3 separate regions of the Homo sapiens genome follow, and regions 2 and 3 are each linked to region 1. A link is a loop called in an ENCODE intact Hi-C map of the cell type or tissue named here. Cell type or tissue: ascending aorta. All regions are shown on one strand. Each heading gives the region's core, and the rest is flanking DNA. Links, peaks and the distances in the headings are about the cores only.

What was found. A loop is a pair of places that touch in the nucleus more often than their neighbours do. Peaks named below come from ENCODE experiments on the same cell type or tissue, not always from the same donor. Only the 100,000 strongest peaks of a DNase experiment are listed, where the experiment ranks them.
Region 2: it touches region 1 in a loop (2.1-fold over the local background); 2 of 110 quality-filtered maps call a loop at or near these places.
Region 3: a loop joins it to region 1, with 2.9 times the contacts of the local background. A loop is called at or near these places in 6 of 110 quality-filtered maps.

Annotation. Positions count from the first base shown.
Region 1 is chr16:70,745,193-70,747,692 of GRCh38, forward strand. The region is part of intron 12 of VAC14 (VAC14 component of PIKFYVE complex); the gene reads right to left. Among named protein-coding and RNA genes, the nearest start is that of VAC14-AS1, 8.7 kb to the right of the region's middle. RefSeq lists enhancers at 875-1,375, 1,376-1,876, 2,121-2,500. In ascending aorta, for the core only: no CTCF peak of the experiment used is centred there; DNase peaks (open chromatin) are centred at 1,159 and 1,649; H3K4me3 peaks cover 393 bases; H3K27ac peaks cover 2,500 bases.
Region 2 is chr16:70,572,523-70,583,892 of GRCh38, forward strand. It overlaps SF3B3 (splicing factor 3b subunit 3), which reads left to right. Exons shown (of 26, transcript NM_012426.5): 26 at 1-5,146. It also overlaps a transcript of IL34 not described here. Among named protein-coding and RNA genes, the nearest start is that of SNORD111, 40 kb to the left of the region's middle. RefSeq lists enhancers at 3,150-3,219, 6,880-7,385, 7,386-7,891. In ascending aorta, for the core only: no CTCF peak of the experiment used is centred there; a DNase peak (open chromatin) is centred at 4,929; H3K27ac peaks cover 2,123 bases.
Region 3 is chr16:70,525,316-70,535,814 of GRCh38, forward strand. SF3B3 (splicing factor 3b subunit 3) reads left to right here. Exons shown (of 26, transcript NM_012426.5): 2 at 1,272-1,411; 3 at 3,558-3,884; 4 at 5,430-5,602; 5 at 7,164-7,305; 6 at 9,993-10,105. The coding sequence starts at 1,342. It overlaps SNORD111B (small nucleolar RNA, C/D box 111B), which reads left to right and starts at 4,184; the gene lies at 4,184-4,284. In ascending aorta, for the core only: a CTCF peak has its summit at 4,275 (motif pointing right); no DNase peak of the experiment used is centred there.

The DNA.
Region 1 (2,500 bases), core at 1-2,500:
GTGGGTGGGGTGAGGCCCCAGCCTGACCACCTGCCTGCTGAGTTCTTCCGAGACAGAGGCAGAGTGGGGCGTGGGACCAGTGCTGAGTGTGAGCGCAGGTCAGCACTGTGTCACAATGTCCCCAGGGCTGCTCTACAGCCCCCGTATCCTTAGAAGCTGCCTCTCCTCGCACAGCACCCATCTTTGCCTGGCACCAAGAGCTGGCAGGGCGGCAAAGTCCAGCCTACCACTCTGCTGCAATGGGCAATAGGGAGAGGGGCCACGGACCTGCCCTGTTGGGAGGGGCTTCAGTGTGTGTGTGTGTGTGTGTGTGTGTGTGTGTGTGTGCGCGTGTGCGCGCGTGTGCCTGTGTGCATGCACCTGCCCCAGGGGCTGCTGAGGCTTCCTGGCCACCTTCTGCTGGCTGTGTTTATCCTGCAGGGAACTCCTCACACTGCAGGTGGTCGCCTGCTCTTTCTGCCCCTCACTCCTCTCTTGCTCTGGGCTAGGGACTATGCCTGTCCCCCCAAAAGGTGTATCTCCAGGACTGTCCCTGCGCCCAGCAGATGCCCAACAAACATCAGTTGACTGGGTGGTTGCCTGTGCCTCTTCCTGGGCTACTCTGAGCCCAGGCCAAGAATAACGACGGCAACCGGGGCTTCAGCCCTGGACCAGGGAAAGTGGGACAGAGCCTGATGGGCAGGGCCATGTGGGCCAGGACCGGCCAGGTGGCTGGAATATGGGAATACAAGATAAGGTTAGCACTGTAGGGCTCCTACTGAGGGATTAAAATGTTGTGGAATTAGATGGGGGTAATGGTTGCAAAAAGCTTGTGAGTATATTAAAAGCCAGTGAATTCTATGCTTCAAAAGGGCAAATTTTATCTAGAAAACAAACAAAAAAGATAAGGCCTACCCCCTCAAAAGCCATTCCTGTCAATGCAAACACAGTGCCAGTGCCTCCCCCACACTGCCCAATTGTCACTTCTCCTCCTGGTTCCTCTAGGCCAGCCCTGGCCGGGAACCCCTTTGCTTGCTCACCCATTCCCGCCCCCTCAGTCTTCAAACAGTGTCACGTGTTGGCACGCAATCTCCCAGCCTCATCCAGGCAGGAGCTGGCACTCGCTCACACAGACTCACTCTCACAGACTCCCCTCCTACTGTCCAATTCTGTCCTTCCCTTCATCCCTCTCCCACTCATGGAGACTGGGATGTCTGTGGGCCCCTGGGACCCTGCTCTGTGCCAGCGGCTGCGTTGGGTTCTGGGGCTGTAAAGGTGAGTCACAGCCACCCCTGCCCGTGGCCTGGCACACAGAGTGGAGAGCTGATGAATCCACGTGGCTGAGACACATGGCTGCCACACAGCCCAGTCATATGGCAGGAGCAAGGGGTGCCCCTCCACCCAGGCCAGGAGCCGGGGAGCCCTGGGTGGGTCTCAGCCTAGAAGTAGGGAGGGCCGAGGCCTCTGCTTCCACTGAGGACAGAGCCTCCAGGGATTCTTTGCTTCAGCCACAGAAGAAAGACACAGGGCGGAGGGCAGGATGGGGAAGTGGCACAGCAATGAATGACGCCGCGGTCCTGCCCGATTCAGCCCCTGCACACCTGCCACGGCAGGATGTACAAAGGCCATGCACACCAATGCTTGCTGGACTGTCCAAGCACGGCCAGGGAGGGGACTTGAGACCAGGAAATGGAGGTGGGGGGAGGATGGGGGAATGACTCATCCAAAATTAAACAGTGAGGCAAGAGTCAAGCCAACAGCTCCTCAAACAGTTACCCAGAGAGCTGCCATAGGTATACTCCCACTCCTAGGCAGTTACCAAGAGAACTGCAAACGTCTGTGCACATCAAACTTATATATAAATGCTCACAGCGGCATTTTTCCTAATAGCTACAAAATGGAAATAACCCAAAGGCCCTGCAGTGGAGACAAGGAGAAATGGAACGTGGCACATCCACACCAGGGAATATTATTTGGTAATAAAAAGAAATGAAGTACCTGCTACACGTGGATGAACCTTGAAAACACCTGCCGAGAAGCCAGCCACAAAGTCCACATCCTGTATGATGACTCCATTAACAGGCAAATCCACAGAGACAGAGGGTGGATTTGTGGTCGCCAGGGGCGTGGGGAGGGAGGCATGGGGAGTGACTCCTAACGGGTGCAGGGTACATACAGGGCTTCTTTCTGGGGTCATGAAAATGTTCTGGAATTAGTACTGATGGTTGTATAATCTTGCGAAAAATACTAAAAGTTACTCTATGGTATACTTTTAAAGTATACAATAGAGTCGTTTTTATGAATTTTATGGTATGTGAATTGTACAAAAAAAGGGCGGGGGGGGCAAAACCCTAAATCAGCAACCTAATTCCTAACCCATTTGCTCTTGCTCTGCCCACAGCCCGAGGTGGTGGGGTCTCACCCACTCCCTGGTGTCTCTCGCCTGATCCAGGGGAGAGGAGGAGCACGGTGAGGAGATCTGTGTCTCTTTACATCACTTTGCCCCCTCGCCCCCATGCTG
Region 2 (11,370 bases), core at 3,780-6,279, 170 kb before region 1:
CCCTCTTCCCACTGGGTATTGAGGAAGGGTGGCTGATTCTTCCTCCTCTTCTACTCTGAGGATGTTAGTATGGGGATTTTAGCATGAATTCTAGCTGGGGAGTCTTAACAGATGCCCCTTTTACTGATACAGCACCTAAAGCGATCTTTGGCTCCATAGGACCATAGGAAGGGTCAGTACAGAAGAACCTAGATACTGCCCTGCCCCTGAGAACTGTGTATATGTGGGGCCTGTCTGCAGCACCCATCTCAGGTGGGTTCCAGAGGGCCTTTAGGGTATAATGAGAGCCTGTTAGGTGGAAGAGGCCCAGTTCCAGAAATGTTCCAGCCCACCCCTGAGAATTCCTCCTGTTTAGTTGTGTGGGAAGCCCTCGTCTTCCAGGCTGTCCTTGCGCCTTGAACCTGGAGAAGTGAGCTCACTGTTCTCAATACTTCACAAATGTAAAACTTTCTTTCGTCTGCATGTGCTCAGCCATCTAAATTGAGCAAATGATCTGGTGAGCACTGGGTTAGAATCAGGAATGGTGGAATACAATCTGAACCTCTCAGAGCCCAGAACAGAGGGTTCCTGACACTGTGACACTGTCTCCTGGAACTAAGTATCTCTTGAATCATGACTTGGTTTTAGATCAGTCAAGAGAGACCCAGGTTTTGCCAGGAATCGAATCCCTAAATAACATGTTTTTTTCTCACTTAGCTCATGAATTTGCATAGTAGACAGTAGTTCTGAATTAGATTTTGAAAACCTAATTTCAGGGCTCATTTTTTCCTGTGGCCCTAAATCCATTCTATCAAATTGTGTGATACTGACATGCAGTCATCTGAGGAACTCAGCGTAGATACTTGAGCAGCTCCTCGCCTCTTTTCTAACTCAAGTTTGACTAAAATACATACACTCCGTACAGAAGGTAGGGGGTTATGTAAGAAAGGAAAACCTAATCTATGGAATCAGGAGTTGTCACCACCGAGCTTCCTCTGGAAGTCTGCCCATCAGCTTGCTTGTTCTCTGTTAAGAGGAAGGGCTAGGACAAGGATTTGGGCTTGAATATGTGGAAAGGAATTTTCATAGTTGTTGCTGCAGGACCTACAAAAGTTTAAAATTAGATTGGATGTGACTCAATGACAAGTCCCATCTGTGTAATTGTTAAGGGGACCTGATTGACTCCTGTGGTTTGATTGAGCAACCAGGTAAATAGAGACCTCTCTCCAGCTTTGGCAAAACCCATCAGAGGCTGCTGCAGAACTCAGACAGAGGGATCTGCCCTTGGGTTTGCTTCCATCCTGTTCCATTGCTAAGCCCTTGTGACTTGGATCCTAGGACTGAAAAGTTTTTAGCTGCCTCAGCTTTCCCCTGACCTTACTGGCAGAGGTTCTGCAGATGTTTCCTTTGGAAGATCTCTTGCCAAGAATAGCATTCCTTTGGAGGAGGGGGGTTCTAGTTGGAATGTTGCTTTTCTTGGTTAGTGTAAATGTATTGCTAGTGAGACAGCTGCCGGCGCTGGAAAAGGCTCGTCTCACAGGGAGAGTGCTGGTCCCCAGAATGTGTGCTGTTCCCACGCTGCTGCCTTTCTTGAGCTTGTTAGAGGAAAGCCAGAAAGGCATTCAGATGGGATCAGTCTGGCTTTCAAATTTTTTTTAATTCCTAAGTTCTGTTTTATTTTTTAATTTTTTAAAAAAAATTTTATTAGAGACAGTCTCTCTCTCTTGCCTAGCTGGGAGTGCAGTGGAGTGATCATAGCTCACTGAGGCTTGAACTCCTGGGCTCGAGCAATCCACCTCAGCCTCCAGAGTAGGGGAGACTACAGATGTGTGCCACCATACTCAGCTAATTTTTAAACTTTTGTAGAGACAGGGTCTCCCTGTGTTGCCCAGGCTGGCCTCGAACTCCTGACCTCAAAAAATCTTCCTGCCTTGGCCTCCCAAAGCACTGGGATTATAGGTGTGAGCCATTGCGCCTGGTCATAAATTCTTGTTTTTTTGTTTGTTTGTTTATTAGAGATGGAATCTCTCTCTCTTGACCAGGCTAGAGGGCTGTGGTGCGATCTCAGCCCACTGCAACCTCTATCTCCTGAGCTCAAGCGATCCTCCTTAGCTTCCCAAATAGCTGGAACTACAGGCATGTGCCATCACGTCCAGCTAATTTTTGTATTTTTAGTAGAGAAGGTTTTACCATGTTGGACAGGGTGGTCTCGAACTCCTGGCCTAAAGTGGTCCACCTAGCTCAGCCTACCAAAGTGCTGTGATTACAGGCGTGAGCCACCATGCCCAGCCTCTAAATTCTGTTTTCTATTCAAAGTAAAAATGACATGTGTTTGAGTCATCCACTTGCTCATTTGCATATGGAATATTGTATGTGAATATTTTATTACACCCTTAAAATTAATTTTCAAGGGCTATATGTAGAGCTCAGAAGAAACATCTCTGCTGCTGAAATCAAACCTGGTCCAAAAAACGTCACAACGGAGGAAAGGAATAGATGGCTCTCGAGGACAAGATAGGGACTCTTAAAACACCTGCTTGGCCATGGTTGATTGACATTTGAGTGATCTGGTAGCCCAACACACCCTGTGAAGTTCAGGTGAACTGAAATGGGCAGGTGTAGGCTACACACCAGTCTGAACCAGCACAACCAAGAGTTGTTTCTCTTTTTTTTCTTTTTCTTTTTCTTTTTTTTCTTTTTTTTTTTTTTTTTTTTGAGATGAAGTCTTACTCTGTTGCCCAGGCTAGAGTACAGAGGCACAATCTCGGCTCACCACAGCCTCCGCCTCCTGGGTTCAAGCAATTCTCCTGCCTCAGCCTCCCAAGTAGCTGGGACTACAGGCATGCACCACCATGCCTGGCTAATTTTTGTATTTTTAGTAGAGATGGGGTTTCACCATGTTGGCCAGGCTGGTTTCGAACTCGTGACCTCAGGTGATCCACCCACCTTGGTCTCCCAAAGCGCTGGGATTACAGGCGTGAGCCACTGCACTTGGCCAGGAGCTGTTTAAGCCATCAGGAGACATGCTGACCCACTAGAAGAGGCTGCTACGCTCATTTCTTCCACAAACGTTTACTGGGCACCTACCATGAACCACCACCTCCCAGCTCTGTTCTGCACCCAGAGGTTGGAGGAGAGTTTATAACCAGGCAGTCTCTGTCGCTGTGAGGTTGGTGGTGAGGTGAGTCTGCCAGAGGGCCTGCCACCAGTTTCAGAAGAGCCTGCAGCCTGCATCTGATTTCCTCAGCCACAACCTTGGGACTTCAGGAAAAATCAGAAGGTCCCAAGTCTGAAAAATGAAGAGGTGGGGAGTGGGCAGCAGGGGTTTTAGGTCAGGAAATGGTAGGAAACCTGTAGTTGTGGCTCATAATCCTAGTGGGATATTAGAACCCTCTTCATTTGTCAGAACAGATTCCTGGGGTCTGCTCCCAATTATTCACACGGTGGTTCATGCCTGGTAATCCCAGCACTTTGGGCGGCCAGAGGCAGGCAGATTGCTTGAGCCCAGAAGTTTAAGACCAGCCTAGGAAACAGACCCCATCTCTACAAAAAATTCAAAAAGCCGGGCGTGAAGCCCTGTTTTTTTTTTTTTAAAAAAAGAGTCTGCTGGTGATGTCTGGGCATGTGTCTGCTTCACAGTCCAGTGTTATGATCAGTAGCTGTGATGGACAATGAACATTGCTGCTTGTTCAAAATGAAGAAAAAAAATATCAAAGAAAACCAGGTTTGGAAGTTTCAGATTTGGAAAAGGAGCTGGGCCAGCCCATCTGGAATAGCTGAGGGGCCCTGTTAGCCCCACCCTACCCCACCCCACCCCCGTATGCAGCATCTCTGGCGGTGCCCAGAGGCAAGCCCCCTTCAGTTTCCCACCTCTCACTCTGCCTTCCAGAGCCTAGTCAAGTTTTAAATTCCCAGGTCCACTCAGCAGAACTTGCTCCCTTCTCTGACTGCAGTCTCATAATGAAAGGAGAGGTGCTTTCAGTTGGGTCATTTGGTAGCGTTTAGGCTTAGAAGTTACTAATTTGGAGCCGTGAGTATATGTGTATAAGCTAGTAACACGTGATGGTCAAGGGAAGTACTACCATTTCCTGTGGGTTATTAGGGCCTCCAGCTGTTATGAGGACACACTGGGGAATCTCAGCTTTAGGGAGTCGATGATGTAACTGGAGAAAGGCAATGCTGCCCTCATAAAGCAATCAGAAACGAGATTCCACCTGCCAAATGCCAAGAGGCAGCAAAGTCCATGAAGAGAGCACTGTATACAGTCAGATGACCTGGGCTCACTAGCCTCTAAGCATAGTCTTGGTTTCCTGCCTGTAAATTGGTAGAATAAGACTGATTTACTGGGCCTGGCATGGTGGCTCACACCTGTAATCCCAGCACTTTGAGAGGCTGAGGCAGGAGGATCCCTTGAGCCCAGGAGTTTGAGACCAGCCTGGGCAACATGACAAAACCCCATCTCTCCAAAAATACAAAAATTAGCCAGGCATGGTGGTGCACACTTGTAGTCCCAGTAATTAGGGGGCTGAGACAGGAGGATCACTTCAGCCTATGAGTTTGAGGCTGCAGTGAGCTGTGATTGCGCCACTACACTCCAGCCTGGATGACAGGACGAAACCTGTCTCAAAAACACCAAAAAACAAAAACCGGTCTCCTGGGGTCATGGTAGCACAAACGCACATGACTGAGTGCTCAGGGGTTCTGAGGCTTGTCCGCTGACCTGGGGCTCTGGCCCTGGGAGATCTGGGGGACCTGCTGTCCTATATGTGATGCTTTGAAAGAAAGGGGCATCATTCCAAGCCAAGAGGCCCCAGAGAGGGCACCGTGCGGTGTTCAGGCTTCTGTGAGGCCCCAGTGAGATCCTGTGGCTGTGCCCCCATCACCTCCACCCACTCTGCCCTCCCACTAGCTGCCCAACGGATGAATCAACGCCTTGGCAGAGTTTTCCAGCAGGGCCTTGCAGAGAGTGTGTGTGACCTGTGTGGCCACTGCCTTGGGGACGGGTGAGGAGTTAGCCTGGAACATTCCAGCGTGGGCATTATTGTCCTGTTGCAAGTTCAGGGCAAAACCAGGAATCCAGTTTTGTCGATCCAATTGAGAAAACATTTCATGAACAACTACTTGTGGCATGCATTGGCACTCGGAATAAAGCGCACTATTGTCACTAGGTTGGCATTTCTTTTTCTTCTTTTTTTTGTTTTTTTATTTTTGAGACCGAGTCTCACTCTGTCGCTCAGGGTGGAGTGCAGTGATCTTGGTTCACTGCAACCTCTGCCTGCTGGGTTCAAGCAATTCTCCTGCCTCAGCCTCCCGAGTAGCTGGGATTACAGGCGCCTGCCACCACGCCCGGCTAATTTTTGTATTTTTAGTAGAGATGGGGTTTCACCATGTTGGCCAGGCTGGTCTCGAACTCCTGATCTCAGGTGATCCGCCTGCCTTGGCCTCCCAAAGTGCTGGGATTACAGGCGTGAGCCACCGCATCCAGCAAGGTCAGCACTCCAGACTAGGTTGGCTGTGGAAGACTGGGTGTTAATAAGGGGTTCCTAAATCCAGGATTCTGTGCTCACATTCAGTGAAACACTACAGACTCCCCTCTTGGATAGTTTGAGGCTTTGAACACAGCCGTTCTCCTATCCTCCCCCACTGGCCCATCCCTAATGAATCCAAATGCAGTCTAGTAAAATCAGGAAGCCTGCTATGAAAACTTGACAGAGATATTGAAGATGCCCCTGCAGTTGCCCACTCTGACCCAGGTGAAGGGAGAATGGCTGTACCTTTGGTGATGGTGCTGAGGGAAAGGACCTCAACTCCCGTAAGTGCTGGGTCTGAGGCCACGTGTTACACCAGGACAGGTCCTGTGTCCCTCAGGAAAACCTGGCTTTGGGGTCAGACCTCAGTAACCAGCTGGGGAATCTTAGGTAAGATTCTCTCTCTCTCTCTCTCAATCTCTCTTTTTTTTTTTTTTTTTCTAAGAAAAGAGACAGGGTCTTGCTCTGTCATCCAGGCTGGAGTGCAGTGGCTTGGTCATAGCTTAGTGCAGCCTCGACCTCCAGGGCTCAAGTGATCCTCCTGCCTCAGCCTCCCGAGTAGTTATAACTACAGGCATGAGCTACCATGATGCCTGGCTAATTTTTAATTATTTATTTATTTGCAGAGATGGGGGTCTTTCTATGTTGCGCAGGCTGGTCTCTAACTCCTGGGCTCAAGCCCCAGAAAAGGGGTGAGGAATCTTACCCAAGGCCAGGCACAGTGGCTCAAGCCTGAAATCCCAGCACTTTGGGAGGCTAAGGCAGGAGGATTCCTTGAGGCCAGCAGTTTGAGACCGGCCTGGGCAACATAGGGAGACGTCTGTATCTACAAAAAAATAAATAAATAAATAAATAAATAATTAGCTGGGTGTAGTGGTCCCAGCTACTTGGGAGGCTGAGGTGGGAGGATCGATTGAGCCCAGGAGGTCAAGACCACAGTGGGTTGTGATTGTGCCACTGCTCTCTAGCCTGGGCAATAGAGTGAGACATTGTCTAGAAAAAAGGCAAGGCATGCCGGGTCATGCCTGTAATCCCAGCACTTGGGAGGCTGACATGGGCGGATCACCTGAGGTCAGGAGTTCAAGACCAGCCTGGCCAACATGGTGAAACCCCATCTCTACTAAAAATGCAAAATTAGCTGGGCATGGTGGAGCGTGCCTGTAGTCCCTGCTGTGAAACTCCGTCTCAAAAAATAATTAAAATTAAAAAAAAGATTATTCACCTTTTGGAGCTCATGTCTCTTCATCTGTAGACTGGGTAACTCATTGGTGCTCAACAGGGATGATGTATCAGAGAAAGGCCTTTTCTTCCACCTAATGGACCCCCAGTCCCACACACACACACAAACACACACACACACTCCAGTCACCACCACATCACTCAGTTTTGTGTTTTGTTTCGTTTTTTTAGAGACAGGATCTCGCTATATTGCCCAGGCTGGAGCACAGTGGTTATTCACAGGTGCAGTTGCAGCTCACTGCAGCCTCGAACTCTTGGCCTCAAGAGAGTCTCCTGCCTCAGCCCCCTGAGGCTCATGTCACTACACACTACACCCAACTCCCCATCACCTGGCTTTTAGTTTTATGAGACGAAGCTTTTGTCTAGGCCGAGTGTTCTGGAGAGGAGCTGGGGTAGTCCCTTAGAACAGTCCAAGCTGCCTGGGAGCCAGGGCCTGGGTTTGGGGGACTTCTTGTAGTCAACTGGCTGGCGCCCTCAGTCAGAGCAGTCCCCTGGCGGGTCCTCTGGGTTGAAGACTCCCTCCTACTTCACAGTCCAAGGCAGGCGGGGGCCACGTGGCCCTGCCCCGCCCCTGCTGGCTTCGGTTCCTGAGCAGAGCTGCAGTGGCCTGCTTTCCCCGCCCTTCTCATCAGACGGGAAGCCTGGACTGTGGGTTGGGGGCAGCCTCAGCCTCTCCAACCTGGCACCCACTGCCCGTGGCCCTTAGGCACCTGCTTGGGGTCCTGGAGCCCCTTAAGGCCACCAGCAAATCCTAGGAGACCGAGTCTTGGCACGTGAACAGGTAAGAAGGCAGCAGGCTTTCTCTCCTATGCCTGGCTTTCCTCTGCCTCTGACGGCCTGGCTTCCCCACCCCGATTCTGCTGCTGCTTCACTGATCCCAGGAAGAGGGACCTGAGCTAGACTTGACAAAGACAGTCCCAGCCAAGATGCTCTGAAGTATGCCTCAGAGAAGTATATCTCAGCAGAACTGTCTGCTCTGGGTTTCAATTTTTAACCTTTGCCTTCATCAGCCTTGCAGGAAAAAGCCGATCCACATAACCATAAAGCAAGTCACTTCTCTGTGTGTGCCCTTCAGAGTTTAGTCAATTGACAAACCTACATTCTCAAATGGTTGGCATGGGCCGTGGGGCGCTGCTCCACTATATATTGCCGTAGGTCTTTGGACCTTAATGTACTGTGTGTGTGGATTATCACTTGCATGTATTACTTTATCAAAAATTAATTGACTTGGCCAGGCGCAGTGGCTCACGCCTGTAATCTGTAATCCCAGCACTCTGGGAGGCGAGCGGATCACTTGAGGTCAGGAGTTTGAGACCAGCCTGGCCAACAAGATGAAACCCTGTCTCTACTAAAAATACAAAAGTTAGCCGGGTGTGGTGGTACATGCCTGTAATCCCAGCTACTTGGGAGGCTGAGGCAGGAGACACACTTGAAACCAGGAGGTGGAGGTTGCAGTGAGCCGAGATCACACCACTGCACTCCAGCCTGGGTAACAGAGTGAGACTATGTCTCAAAAAAAAAAAAAAAATTAATTGATTTTAAGTTCTTTAAAGGAAAGAGGCAAAAAAGTCAACAGCATAGGTAAGTCTTTCTCATGCAGGTGGGATTTCTGAAATTAAAATGAAGTGTTCTGCTTTTAAACTTTGCATTTTTTTTTTTTTGAGATGGAGTCTTGCTGTGTCGACCAGGCTGGAGTGCAGTGGCGTCATCTCAGGTCACTGCATCCTCTGCCTCCTGGGTTCAAGCGATTCTCCTGCCTCAGCCTCCTGAGTAGCTGGGATTACAGGCACCCGCTACCACACCTGGCTAATTTTTGTATTTTTAGTAGAGACGGGCTTTCACCATGTTGGCCAGGCTGGTCTCGAGCTCCTGACCTCAAGTGATCCACCCACCTCGGCCTCCCAAAGTGCTGGGATTACAGGCGTGAGCCACCACGCCCGGCCAACTTTGCACTTACTTTTAAATGCACATAAACCAACTAACTAGATGTTGTTTTAAGGTCCACGTGGTATTCACCAAGTTAACAGACCCATCCCTGGACGGGCAGCCTCTGTCCGCTGATGAAGTTGAGTTGCTTCTAGGTGTTTTGCAATGAATAATTCGACTTTTCTGGACAACTCTGTGGAAATAACTTTTTTTTTTTTTTTGGTATTTGAAGTTATTGTTTTTTCCCCCCTTTTCCTTGGAGTGTATTCTGCATCCAGAATGAATACTCTGGGCCAAGGGCAAGAACATTTTTGAAGCTCAGCTCACGGTATGTGTGGGGTCAGCTCACTCATGAGAATTACGGGACTAATTTACTAATTTCCAGGGCCATGGTGGCAGAATGGGCTGGGCAGGGGATTTGAGATCTCTGGGATTTCTCAGGAAGGGGACAGAGACAGTCTAACGCAGTGGTTAGGAGCTTGGCTTTAGAAGGCTGACTAGTCTGGGTTTGTATGCAGTAGCTGCCTGACCATGAACTTCCACCACGTAACTTCATTGTGCCTCAGTTAGTTCATGTGTAAAATAGAGGTTATAAAACTTGTTAGGGGCCGGACATGGTGGCTCATGTCTGTAAGCCTAGCACTTTGGGAGGCTGAGATGGGTGGATTGCTTGAGCCTGGGATTTCGAGACCAGCCTGGGAAACATGGTGAAACCCTGTCTCTACAAAAACAAAAAACAAAAACAAAAACAAACAAAAACTTTTTAGGGATGTTGGAAGTCAGAGATCCTGTTTGTGAAGCATCTAGCATAAGGTCTGGTGCTTAACAAGCACCCCTGGAGGCCCCCTCTTCCCCAAGCCTGGGGCTTTAACTAGCCAGGCAAAATTGATAAGGTCAAGTACATCTTCTTGGCCCAGAGCCTATTCTTACCCAGCTTCATCGTAACTAGAGTGAAAGGCTTCATTGCCTGTTTGAGGATATTTTGACTAGGCCTCTGTCTGTCCCAAGGATGGCAGGTGGAGCATCAGGCTCAGGCCTCCCTCTGGGGGACCCCCAAGCTTTCATCCCCCTCTGTTGTCACATCTGGATGCCACCATTCTTATCTGTCAGCCACCCTCCTCGACATGCAGGTTTAAGGGATCCTTGGACAGACTGGAGAGTTTCTGGAACATCTGTGGGTTCACCTGCCCAGCCCCAGCCCGCTGTCACCGGGGTAGGTTACGCACATGGCTCAGCAGAAGGAGCGTAGGCTCTGGAGCTGGTCGGGCTGGATTCCGGTCCTGGCCACACCACTTTCCACATGTGGGCAGTGACTGGACCTCTCCGACCCCCAGTTTCCTCATTTGCAGAATGGATGTGTTAATACCTGTGGCCTAGAATTACGTGAGATCACACAGATAAAGCAGTTGGCCCCAAGGAGCCCTTACCGTGGAAGTCAAGGCTGCACTCCAGAGCCTTCAGGAAGGTACTGGAATTAGCCATAAAGGACAGGCAGAAAATCCATGTGTTCATTTTCTCAGACAACAAACACTGATTGGGTTGGCCAGCCCTGGTGCTGGGAAGCAGGGAGAGACATGCACAAGATGCCTCTCTGCTGTTGACACAGGCACACTGCCCCCTGCTGCAGAAGCAGGAGAGACAATGGCCCAGTCAGCCTGGGTGCTTGGGAAATGGCTCCATGCTTAAGGATGAGGAACAATTGATTAGGCAGAGATTGGAAGGAAGCTGGCATAGCAGGCCTGGAAGCCGAGTTGAGTTTGGAGAAGGGAGAGATGTTTGGGAGACCTGCAGGGCTGGATGTAGGGAGCGGCGGAGTGGGAGATGAGATGAGGGGAGGTGGTAGGGATACGATTTTGAAGAACTTCGAAGATCAAGTGAGAATTTGGATTTGATTTCAATGACAAGGAGTTTTTTGTTGTTGTTGTTTGTCTTTTTTGAGACGGAGTCTTGCTCTGTCACCCAGGCTGAAGTGCAGTGTCCCGATTTCAGCTCACTGCAAACTCTGCCTCCTGGGTTCAAGTGATTCTCCTGCCTCAGCCTCCTGAGTAGCTGGGATTACAGGCACGCGCCACCATGCCTGGCTAACTTTTGTATTTTTAGTAGAGATGGGGCTTCTCCATGTTGCCCAGGCTGCTGACCTCAACAGATTCACCTGCCTCAGCCTTCCAAAGTGCTGGGATTACAGGCATGAGCCACCGCACCTGGCAATGATGAGATTTAAGCAGGTTTTGAGATGCCTGTTCTTGCGGCTTCGAGGGACGAAGCGAGTGTTAGCAGCTGATGTTGTTGGTGGCCTGGTATGCCTCCAGCCTTCCCCTGCATCTCAGGGGCTCTAATTGTGCTCAAAATAAATAACTGCAAAGAGAGGGGTTCTCAGGACAGGCCTGGGTCAGGGAAGCCTGGCCTGGGAGTTGGGGCCCTGGGTGCTGGGTTCTGGTCCCAGCCCCACCACCAGAGCATGTAGATCTTTCCTCCTGCCTCAGAGGAGGACTCTGTCACCCAGGCTGGAGTGCAGTGGTGTGATCTCGGCTCACTGCAACCTCTGCCTCTTGGGGTCAATGATTTTCATGCCTCAGCCTCCCCAGTAGCTGGAATTACAGGTGTGCGCCACCACGCCTGGCTAATTTTTGTATCTTTAGTAGAGATGGGGTTTCACCATGTTGGCCAGGCTGATCTCAAACTCCTGATCTCAAGCGAT
Region 3 (10,499 bases), core at 3,023-5,522, 220 kb before region 1:
CACTGCGCCTGGCCTCGTATATAGTTTTTCTAGTACTGGACTGATCCTCCGAAATGCACCTTCCTCCACGATCCAAAGTTAAGGTGTCGCTGGAGAACCTGAATCCAACTAGATTTGGGAAAAAATGAATTCCAAAGGTTTGTAATGGATTGTATCAGTTATAAGGAAAGGGGAAAGTAGACTGTTTTGATCAGCTACAAAATATGAAAAGTAACTTGCGGGGAGCTGTTCAGGGATTCAGAAGCAGCTCCTAGCTTCCTCTCTTTTGCTTTTTTTGTTGTTTCTCCACTCCCTGGTCTTTCAACATCGGTCCTTTTCGTTCATGTTTTACTGTGGTCCTAGAACGTTAAACATATACCTTAGTCTATGGGCTGGGCGCGGTGGCTCAACGCCTGTAATCCTAGCACTTTGGGAGGCGGAGGCGGGCGGATCACGAAGTCAGGAGATCGAGACCATCCTGGCTAACATGGTGAAACCCCACTAAAAATACAAAAAATTAGCCGGGTGTGGTGGCGGGCGCCTGTTGTCCCAGCTACTCGGGAGCCTGAGGCAGGAGAATGGTGTGAACCCAGGAGGCGGAGCTTGCAGTAAGCCAAGATGGCGCCACTGCACTCCAGCCTGGGCGACAGATTGAGACGCCTCAAAAAAAAAAAAAAAAAAAAAAAGGAAAAAAAAAAGATATACCTTAGTCTCAAGTAGAAAATTTTATATCTCTCAGGACCCATTTCTAGCCTGGAGCATTGATCTTGCCACCCTGCTTTTGCTCAGCCCAGAAAGTTATTTATGAGGACGTTTACTCATAATTCTCTCTTCTCGTTTAACAATAAAATCAAATATGTATGTTAATTCTATACTAATGACCTTGGATTTCTCAAGGTCCCGTGCTTTTTATTTATTTATTTTTTTTTTTGAGATGAGGTCTCATTCTGTCGCCCAGCCTGGAGTGCAGTGGCATGATGTTGGCTCACCACAACCTCCGCCTCCCAGGTTCAAGCGATTCTCCTGCCTCAGCCTCCCGAGTAGCTGGGACTACAGGCGCACAGCACCATGCCCAGCTAATTTTTGTATTTTTAGTAGAGACGGGGTTTCACTGTGTTGCCCAAGCTGGTCTCGAACTCCTGACCTCGTGAGCCACCACGCCCGGTCACATATGTTGTTTCTTAATAGGGCTTGCTCTGCTGGTTCTGCTGTCTTCATCCAGAATTTCCCATACAGAAATGTCTGTTGAAGTAATAGTCTCCCAGCTATTTTTCTGTTTTCTGTTTTCTTAGCTTTCTTGGACTCCGTACTGTTGGTGTAACCAAGGCCTGGAGGTCTGGGTGGCTCAGGTTTCCTGCAGCCATGTTTCTGTACAACTTAACCTTGCAGAGAGCCACTGGCATCAGCTTTGCCATTCATGGAAACTTTTCTGGTAAGTTCTCTCGTTACCATCTTTTGAAATTTTAAGTGAATTAATACATATCTTGCTTAGTCTCTTGTGCAGGAAATGTTTTCCATTTATGACAAAACAGTTGTTGGTAAATGTAAACAATTCAAATTATGAGATGAGGTGTTAAGTTCTGGTGCATTATCTGTTACCTATTTCAGATGCATTTCCTAGTTCACAAATTGTGTAATGATTCTTGTCAGGGCACACTTTTCTTGGCTGCTTACCTAGTGCCAAGTCGTGTGCCTATTGCTGTAAGACATACTGAGATGTGTAAGACCTGATCTTTGATCTTGAATTTGACATCAGGTTGGGTAAAAAGAATGTCTGAAGGTGTTTGTCTGGTTATCAGAGAGTAATTTAAATAAAGGGAAGGTTGGACCTTGGTTTGGTGCTTGAAGAGATAGAACTTTTGTATGAGAGAAAAGGGAAAATGCAGTTTAGGTAGGGAGTGCTGTCTGCATAGAAACAGATAATTTGCTTACGTTTACCATGTGGGGAATATTTTTGTAAAGATGGATTAAGGCTAGGTTTGAATTGTGTGAAATTTCAAATATTGGATTAGGAAATACAAAGTTACTGAAAGTGAGGTACTAATGTTTATAAAATAAAAACTTTTTCTTGCCATTTGCAGATTTAACATTTTTGAGTCAATCCAAGTAATGCAGGAGGTTCATGATTGTGTAGAGTAAGACATAATTTTGTTGAGGTTTAACTCTGAATACTTAATGTGGTACTGAATACTTAATGTGGTACTGAGAGGCAGCCTAACTGACCACACAGCATTCATATTTCATGTTGTTATTTTCTCTGATCCTCATTATGGCTCTTCCTGCGGGTTTGAGTCTTCATTTGGGTAATTTAGTTATTCTTTGCTGCATTTGATTAAGGAAATACGTATATGGGAATTTGGAGATTTGTGACTGACTTCACTATGTAATGCAATGAATCTCAGCTGGAGTTTGGATAGAATTTTTGAAAGCACGTTTTTGTTTTTTGTTTGTTTTGTTTTTGTTTTTTGTTTGTTTTGTTTTTGTTTTTGTTTTTTCCTTGAAACAGAGTCCTGCTCTGTCACCCAGGCTGGAGCGCAGTGGTGTGATCTTGGCTCACTGCCACCTCCGCCTCCTGGGTTCAAGCGATTCTCCTGCCTCAGCCTCCTGAGTAGCTGGGATTACATGCGTGCACCACCATGCCCGGCTAATTTTTCATATTTTTAGTAGAGATGAGGTTTCACCATATTGGCCAGGCTGATCTCGAATTCCTGACCTCGTGATCCACCCACCTTAGCCTCCCAAAGTGCTGGGATTACAGGCATGAGCTACTGTGCCCTGCTGAAAGCACATTTTTAATACTAATTTTATCTTTCAAATTCCTTTTCCAATTCAGTCTTCCTTTTTATCTAAAATGATGGAGAAGTTTTCTTTTTTTTTTTTTTTTTTTTGAGACGTAGTCTTGCTGTGTTGCCCAGGCTGGAGTACAGTAGTGCGACCTCGGCTCACTGCAAACTCCGTCTCCCAGGTTCAAGCGATTCTCCTGTGTCAGCCTCTGGAGTAGCTGGGATTATAGGCACGTGCCACCACACCTGGCTAATTTTTGTATTTTTAGTAGAGATGGGATCCCACCATGTTGGCCAGGCTGGTTTCAAACTCCTGACCTCAAGTGATCTGCCTGCCTCAGCCTCCCAAAGTGCTGGGATAACAGGTGTGAGCCACTGTGCGTGGCCTTTTTTTTTTTTTTTTTTTTTTTTAGAGACGATATCTTGCTGCGTTTCCCAGGATGGAGTGCAATGGCAGGATTATAACCCACTACATTCTCTGAACTCCTGGGTTCAAACTGTCCTCCCACGTAGCTGGGACTAGAGGCACAGGCCATCACACCTGACTAATTTTTTTTTGAGACGGAGTTTTGCTCTGTTGCCCAGGCCGGAGTGCAGTGGCACAGTCTTGGCTCACAGCAACCTCTACCTCCTGGGTTCAAGCGATTCTCCTGCCTTAGCCTCCCGAGTAGCTGGGATTACAGGCATGTGCCACCACGCCTGGCTAATTTTTGTATTTTTAGTAGAGACGGGGTTTCACCATGGTGGCCAGGCTGGGTTCTGGTTGTTTATGATCTTTATTTTTTGGTGATCTAGGAACCAAACAACAAGAAATTGTTGTTTCCCGTGGGAAGATCTTGGAGCTGCTTCGCCCAGACCCCAACACTGGCAAAGTACATACCCTACTCACTGTGGAAGTATTCGGTGTTATCCGGTCACTCATGGCCTTTAGGCTGACAGGTGGCACCAAAGACTACATTGTAGTTGGCAGTGACTCTGGTCGAATTGTTATTTTGGAATACCAGCCATCTAAGAATATGTTTGAGAAGATTCACCAAGAAACCTTTGGCAAGAGTGGATGCCGTCGCATCGTTCCTGGCCAGTTCTTAGCTGTGGATCCCAAAGGGCGAGCCGTTATGATTAGTAAGTGATTTACTCTACTTGCTGTATATGCCTAGTTTAGGATAACAATGCTGTGCTCTTGGTGGTGTGCCAGTGCCAATTAATTACTTATGTGGGTTTGGCATCATGTTTGGATTTACTCTAGGTTTAAAGTTGCATTTCCTTTTTAAAAGAGTTGCATTTTCTTTTAAAACAATGGGAAAAATCTTAACACACCTTTCTACTTCCCATCTAGTTGGAAATGGGTGTTTTTCAATTTCTTTTTCTTTGGCAAAAAGACTACAATGAAATGATCTTATGTTATTAGACAGTGAATATCGTTGCTTTCATCAGCCTGAAGTGATGATTCACATTCATGTCTCTTCTCTGATAAATTCTTGAAGAAAATTTTTGTGTGTCTGATCAGGCCTCTAGAGGGCAGTCATAAATCGTTAGATCTATTTCAGAGAATAAGGCTAATGATAATTTTATGAATTACTGTTTTTCAGTATCCTTAAATGTAGGACTCATTAAAAAATTTTGACTAGTTAGTGGGATATTTAAGACCTGTATTAGGAAGAAGGGGGCCACAATGATGCCATTGTCTTTAAAAAAATTTATTTATTTATTTTTAAGAGATGGGGGTCTCAGCCGGGCACGGTGGCTATTTATCTTTAAAAGAGATGGGGTCTCAGCCAGGTGCGGTGGCTCACACCTGTAATCCCAGCACTTTGGGAGGCCAAGGTGGGAGGATCACTTGAGGTCAGGAGTTTGAGACCAGCCTGGCCAACATGGTGAAACCCAGTCTCTACCAAAAATACAAAAAATTAGCTGGGTGTGGTGGTGGGTGCCTGTAATCCCAGCTACTTGGGGCAGGAGAATCGCTTGAACCCGGGAGGCAAAGGTTGCAGTGAGCCGAGATAGCGCTACTGCACTCCAGCCCGGACGACAGAGTGAGACTGCATCTCAAAAATAAATAAATAAATAAATAAATAAATAAATAAATAAATAAATAAGAGAGAGATGGGGATCTCACAATGCTGCCCAGGATGGTCTTGAATTCCTGGGCTCAAGCAATCCTTCCTTCTGTCTTGGCCTCCCAAAGTGCTGGGATTACAGACTTGAGCCACTGTGCCCAGCTCCACTATTGTCTATTCTTTTTTTTTTTTTTTTTCAAATGAGGCAGAGTTTCGCACTTGTTGCCCAGGCTGGAGTGCAGTGGTGCGATCTCAGCTCACTGCAACCTTTGCGTCTCAGGTTCAAGCAATTCTCCTGCCCCAGCCTCCCAAGTAGCTGGGATTAGAGGCATGCACCACCACACCTAGCTAATTTTTTGTATTTAGTAGAGACAAGGTTTTACTGTGTTAGTCAGGCTGGTCTTGAACTCCTGACCTCAGGTGATCCACCCACCTCAGCCTCCCAAAGTGCTATTCTGATGATAGAAAACAGAATCCTGAGTTTTTATACTTGTAGAGTTACTGCTGTTAATAATGATTAAAAGAAAAGCATGATGTGACTCTAGCTGTTCTATAAGTCTCTCTTCTCATTATCTGGGAATCTTGTATGTTTTATCTCCTTCAACTACAGGTGCCATTGAGAAACAGAAATTGGTGTATATTTTGAACAGAGATGCTGCAGCCCGACTTACCATTTCATCTCCCCTGGAAGCCCACAAAGCAAACACTTTAGTGTATCATGTAGTTGGAGTAGATGTCGGATTTGAAAATCCAATGTTTGCTTGTCTGGAAATGGATTATGAGGTAATGGGGACCCTGTCTCTTTGCGTTTCTTTCAGTCACCTCAGTGTTTTTTTTTAAGATTGTTTTCCGGCCGGGCGTGGTGGCTCACGCCTGTAATCCCAGCACTTTGGGAGGCAAGGCTGGCGGATCATGAGGTCAGGAGATCGAGACCATTCTGGCTAACACAGTGAAACCCCATCTCTACTAAAAATACAAAAAGAAAATAGCCGGGCATCGTGGCGGGCGCCTGTGGTCCAGCTACTCGGGAAGCTGAGGCAGGAGAATGGCGTGAACCCGGGAGGTGGAGCTTGCAGTGAGCCGAGATCTCGCCACTGCACTCCAGCCTGGGCGACAGAGTGAGACTCCATCTCAAAAAAAAACGAAAAGATCGTTTTCTTCCTTGTGCATACCTTTTTTTCTTTTTTTTGAGACAGTCTTGCTCTGTTGCCCAGGCTGGGGTGCAGTGGCACAATCTCAGCTCGCTGCAACCTCTGCCTCAGCCTCCTGAGTAGCTGGGACTACAGGTGCTGCCACAACGCCCAGCTAATTTTTGTATTTTTAGTAGAGATGGGGTTTCACTATGTTGGCCAGGCTGGTCTTCTGACCCCAGGTGATTGGCCCACCTCAGCCTTCCAGAGTGCTGGGATTATAAGGCCTGAGCCACCTCACCCAGGCCCAGCCCCTTATGCATATCTTAATTCTGTCCTGCTAGCAGATCTTCATATTCCAAATGCCTTACTGAAATTCTTTGGGATGCTTCAGAGGTTAAGCAACTATTTAATAGTCTTTCTCTGATTTAAGTAATCTCCCTATGGAAACAAGATATTTATTGGGAAAAGCTTCATGAAAAACTTGAAGCTATGTTTAAGGTATTTTTTCACAGAACATACTATTGTTTTCCTTTAACGGAAGGCAGTATCCTCTAGTAGAGAGCTCCCTGGATCCAGAATTTGGAGATTGCAGTTCTCGTTCTAGCTCTGCCATTATCTTATAGCATAAACTTTGTCAAACTATTTGGCGTCAGCCAGGTGTGGTGGCATGTGCCTATAGTCCTAGCTGCTTGGGAGCCTGAGGCCCAGGAATTCTAGGCTGCAGTGAGATAAGATTGTACCACTGCAGTCGTGTACAGTGGCTCACGCCTGTAATCCAAGTTTGGGAGGCCGAGGCGGGCAGATCACCTGAGGTCAGGAGTTCGAGACCAGCCTGACCAACATGGAGAAACCCCATCTCTACTAAAAATACAAAATTAGCCAGGCGTGGTGGCACATGCTTGTAATCCCAGCAACTCGGGAGGCTGAGGCAGGAGAATCACTTGAACCTGGGAGGTGGAGGTTGTGGTGAGCTGAGATCGTGCCATTGCACTCCAGCCTGGGCAACGAGCAAAACTCCGTCTCAAAAAAAAAAAAAGATCATACCTCTGTGCACTGCAGCCTGGGTGACATAGTGAGAACCTGTCTCTCCAAAAAAAAAAGAAGACATTTGTGGACTTCTGTTTCCTCATTTGTAAATTGGAGTCCTGATGTCCTTTCCAGATCTTCGATTTTATGCTGATGATTAGTTTTTATGCCACTATTCTCTGTAGGAAGCAGACAATGATCCAACAGGGGAAGCAGCAGCTAATACCCAGCAGACACTTACTTTCTATGAGCTAGACCTTGGTTTAAATCATGTGGTCCGAAAATACAGTGAACCTTTGGAGGAACACGGCAACTTCCTTATTACAGGTACTTTTCTTTCAGAGCTGCTTTGTACCCTTTTACTTGGTTCATTTTATGCCCAAACCTAATAGGTTTTACTTAAAGGGTTTGGGAATTAATCCATTTGTTGTGAACCTGAATACCTTATCTTTTGGACAGGTTAGAAGTTCATGTGGTGGAGTGATTTTAAAAAGTGTTGGGGATAAAGACTGCCTAGCTCCTTAATAACTCATATTCTACTGAGGGCAGGGAAGAGAAGTTGAAGGGAGCAGTCAGCTTGGAATATTGATTACTGTTAGTTGCTGTGACAGTTTGGCTGTAGTCAGTCTTTGCCTCTCATTCAAACCTAACTCTTTCAAAAGCCAAACAAAATGGACAGACCCCACAAGATGGAACTTGTGAATTTGAAAACTTAAACAAAATAGAAATATTTTTGAAGACGATTACCAGATTGATCCAAAAATAAATTAAGAACTTCAATAGACCAGCGTTAGAGAAATTGAAGCAGTAGTCCAAAGTCACTCTCCCAAAAGATTGAGGTCCAGGATTTTCAGGAAAGCTTTTATCTTCTTGTTGAGGGACATATATGTATTCCGTTTTAAAACAAGTTTCTCGGCTGGGCATGGTGGCTCACGCCTATAACCCTAGCACTTTAGGAGGCTGAGGCAGGAGCATCACTTGATCTCAGGAGTTTGAGACCATCCTGGGAAACAAGGTGAGATCTTGTCTCAATGAAAAAGTAAATATTAAAAAAAAAAGTAAAACAGATTTCTCTAGAGTAGAAAAAGAGTAAATGCTACTGTGCCGCTCTCTGAGTCTAGTATGACTACAGTATCAAAACTAGGGATGGACAGTAACAAAAAAAATTTGCAGGCTAGTTCATACGGTTGTAGATAGGAAAAGCTAACATTCCAGCAAATCAGATTCAGTGTTTTAAATGCACATAGCTAAGTAACGTTTTTGGAGGAGCTAAAAAATGGAAAATATTTTCATGGTTGGAAATCAGTTCACCATTGGAAAATACACGTTACTAATTGATTATATTAAAAGACTAAATGAGTACAGCTACATTTGTGGTCATCTGCATTTCAGCAGGCTTGGGGAAAACTGATCTAGTTCTATTTTGAATCATTTGCACTTCAACTGATGTCTAAAATAAGATGTTGTTTGGGGAAGATACTGGAGAATAAAAATAAAGGACAGCACTTACCTTTGTTAATACGTTAAGCAGATGAATTTTTGATCACACATCTCATTACTTGTAACATATTACCATACCTTTCATTTACAAGGGCTTTTTCATTCTTTCAACACATTTTTATTGAGCCTTTGCAGTCAGTATGTGCTAAGTCAGTCTGCTGGATCTTGGGACTTCAGTGGTGAAAAATTAGACGTGGTGCCGCCTTTGTGCAAGATTGAGTCTGGTGGTGAATACAGATAAATAACCAAAACAATTACCAGAAACTGTGCCAAATGCCATGACAGCACAGAGAAGAGGTTCCCTAAACAGGGAAAGGAAACGAATGTGTTACAGAAAGCTTGCTGGAGTCTCTAAGCTGAGATCTGAGGGCTAGTTAGAAGTTAGCTAGGTGCAGTTGGAGTGGGAGAGGAAGTTTCAGTTGTAGGCAAAGGGAACAGCATTTACAAAAGCCTAAATACAAGAAATAACATGGTCCATTCAAATAATTAAAAGCTCATTATGATTTAATTATTAAGGGACTGGGGTAGGAGTAGGGGTGGGGTGAAAGCTACTGAAGGATTCTAAGTAGGGAAATAATCTGATAGGTTGACAACCTTAGAAAGATTAATTGCTTACATTTTGGCTAATGAAATGGAGGATATTAAGACTGTAAGAGGGGAGACTGATGAGGACATTAAGAGATACTGGTAGCTGCTAAGGAGGTAGAATCAATAGGGCTTTGGGAGGAGAGAGAATTGAAGGATTATACTCAGGTGTCTGGTTTGGTCTGTTGATGGTAGTATTCTCTAAGGTGGAGAATCTAGGAGGTGGAGCAGGGTTGGGAAGGAACTTGAGTTTGTTTATGAACATGCTGTTACTTTATTTTATTTTTATTTTATTTATTTACGTTCTTGAGACAGAATCTCGCACTGTTGCCCAGGCTAGAGCACAGTGGCACGATCTTGGCTCACTACAACCTCCACCTCCTGGGTTTAAGCAGTTCTCCTGCCTCAGCCTCCCGAGTAGCTGGGATTACAGGCGCCCACCACCATGCCTGGCTAATTTTTGTAGTTTTAGTAGAGACGGGATTTCACCGTGTTGGCCAGGCTGGTCTCGAACTCCTGACCTCAGGTGATCTGCCTTTGGTCTCCCAAAGTGCTGGGATTACAGGCATGAGCCACCATGCCCAGCCTGAACACACTGTATTTTAAAAATACCGGTGGAAGGTCCATGTCCAGTAGGTGATTTGATGTATTATAGGTCTGAAGATGGGGTCTGAAGATGAGAACTGCATTTGGGCTTGGAGGTAAACATTTGGATACGTTATCCAGGCTGAGACCAAACCTTCCATGTAAACACAAACTGTGCTTCATCCTTATCTACCATGAACATAAGGGAGGAGAAACACATGAAATGTTTCTTAGCATCAGGCACATTACCATCATCAAGTTGTGCTGAAAGAGAGGAGGAGTTGAAAGCTGAAGAAATTCATGTCTGAGTCAAAGTCACTGCTAAGTTTTATTTTCTCTCACAGTTCCAGGAGGGTCAGATGGTCCAAGTGGAGTACTGATCTGCTCTGAAAACTATATTACTTACAAGAACTTTGGTGACCAGCCAGATATCCGCTGTCCAATTCCCAGGAGGCGGGTAAGATCTTTGATATAAGAAGAGAGAGATTTGTGTTTAATTTTTGTGATTACAGTGTAGTCTCTTAGTTTGTTACCAATTTAGTTTTTTTGTAAATTAAAAAAAAAATTCAGTGACCCTGGGGCAGGGACGTAAATGTTGTTTTTAATAAAGCTGGTGAAATATTTTAGTAAAAGCCAAACAAATTCTCTTAGAAAGGGAATTAAAACTAATCTAATTTCTATTTCAGAGGAACCTGTGGACAATTATTAATTTGAAATTCCTGAATGTTTCTAGTTTGGAGAAACCAGGCATATTTGTTAGAGATAGGTTGCCTTTTATTCTATTTGGTTTTTTTTTTTTTCCAACATTTTTATTTTGAAAATTCCAACATACAGAAAGTTTAAAAACAATG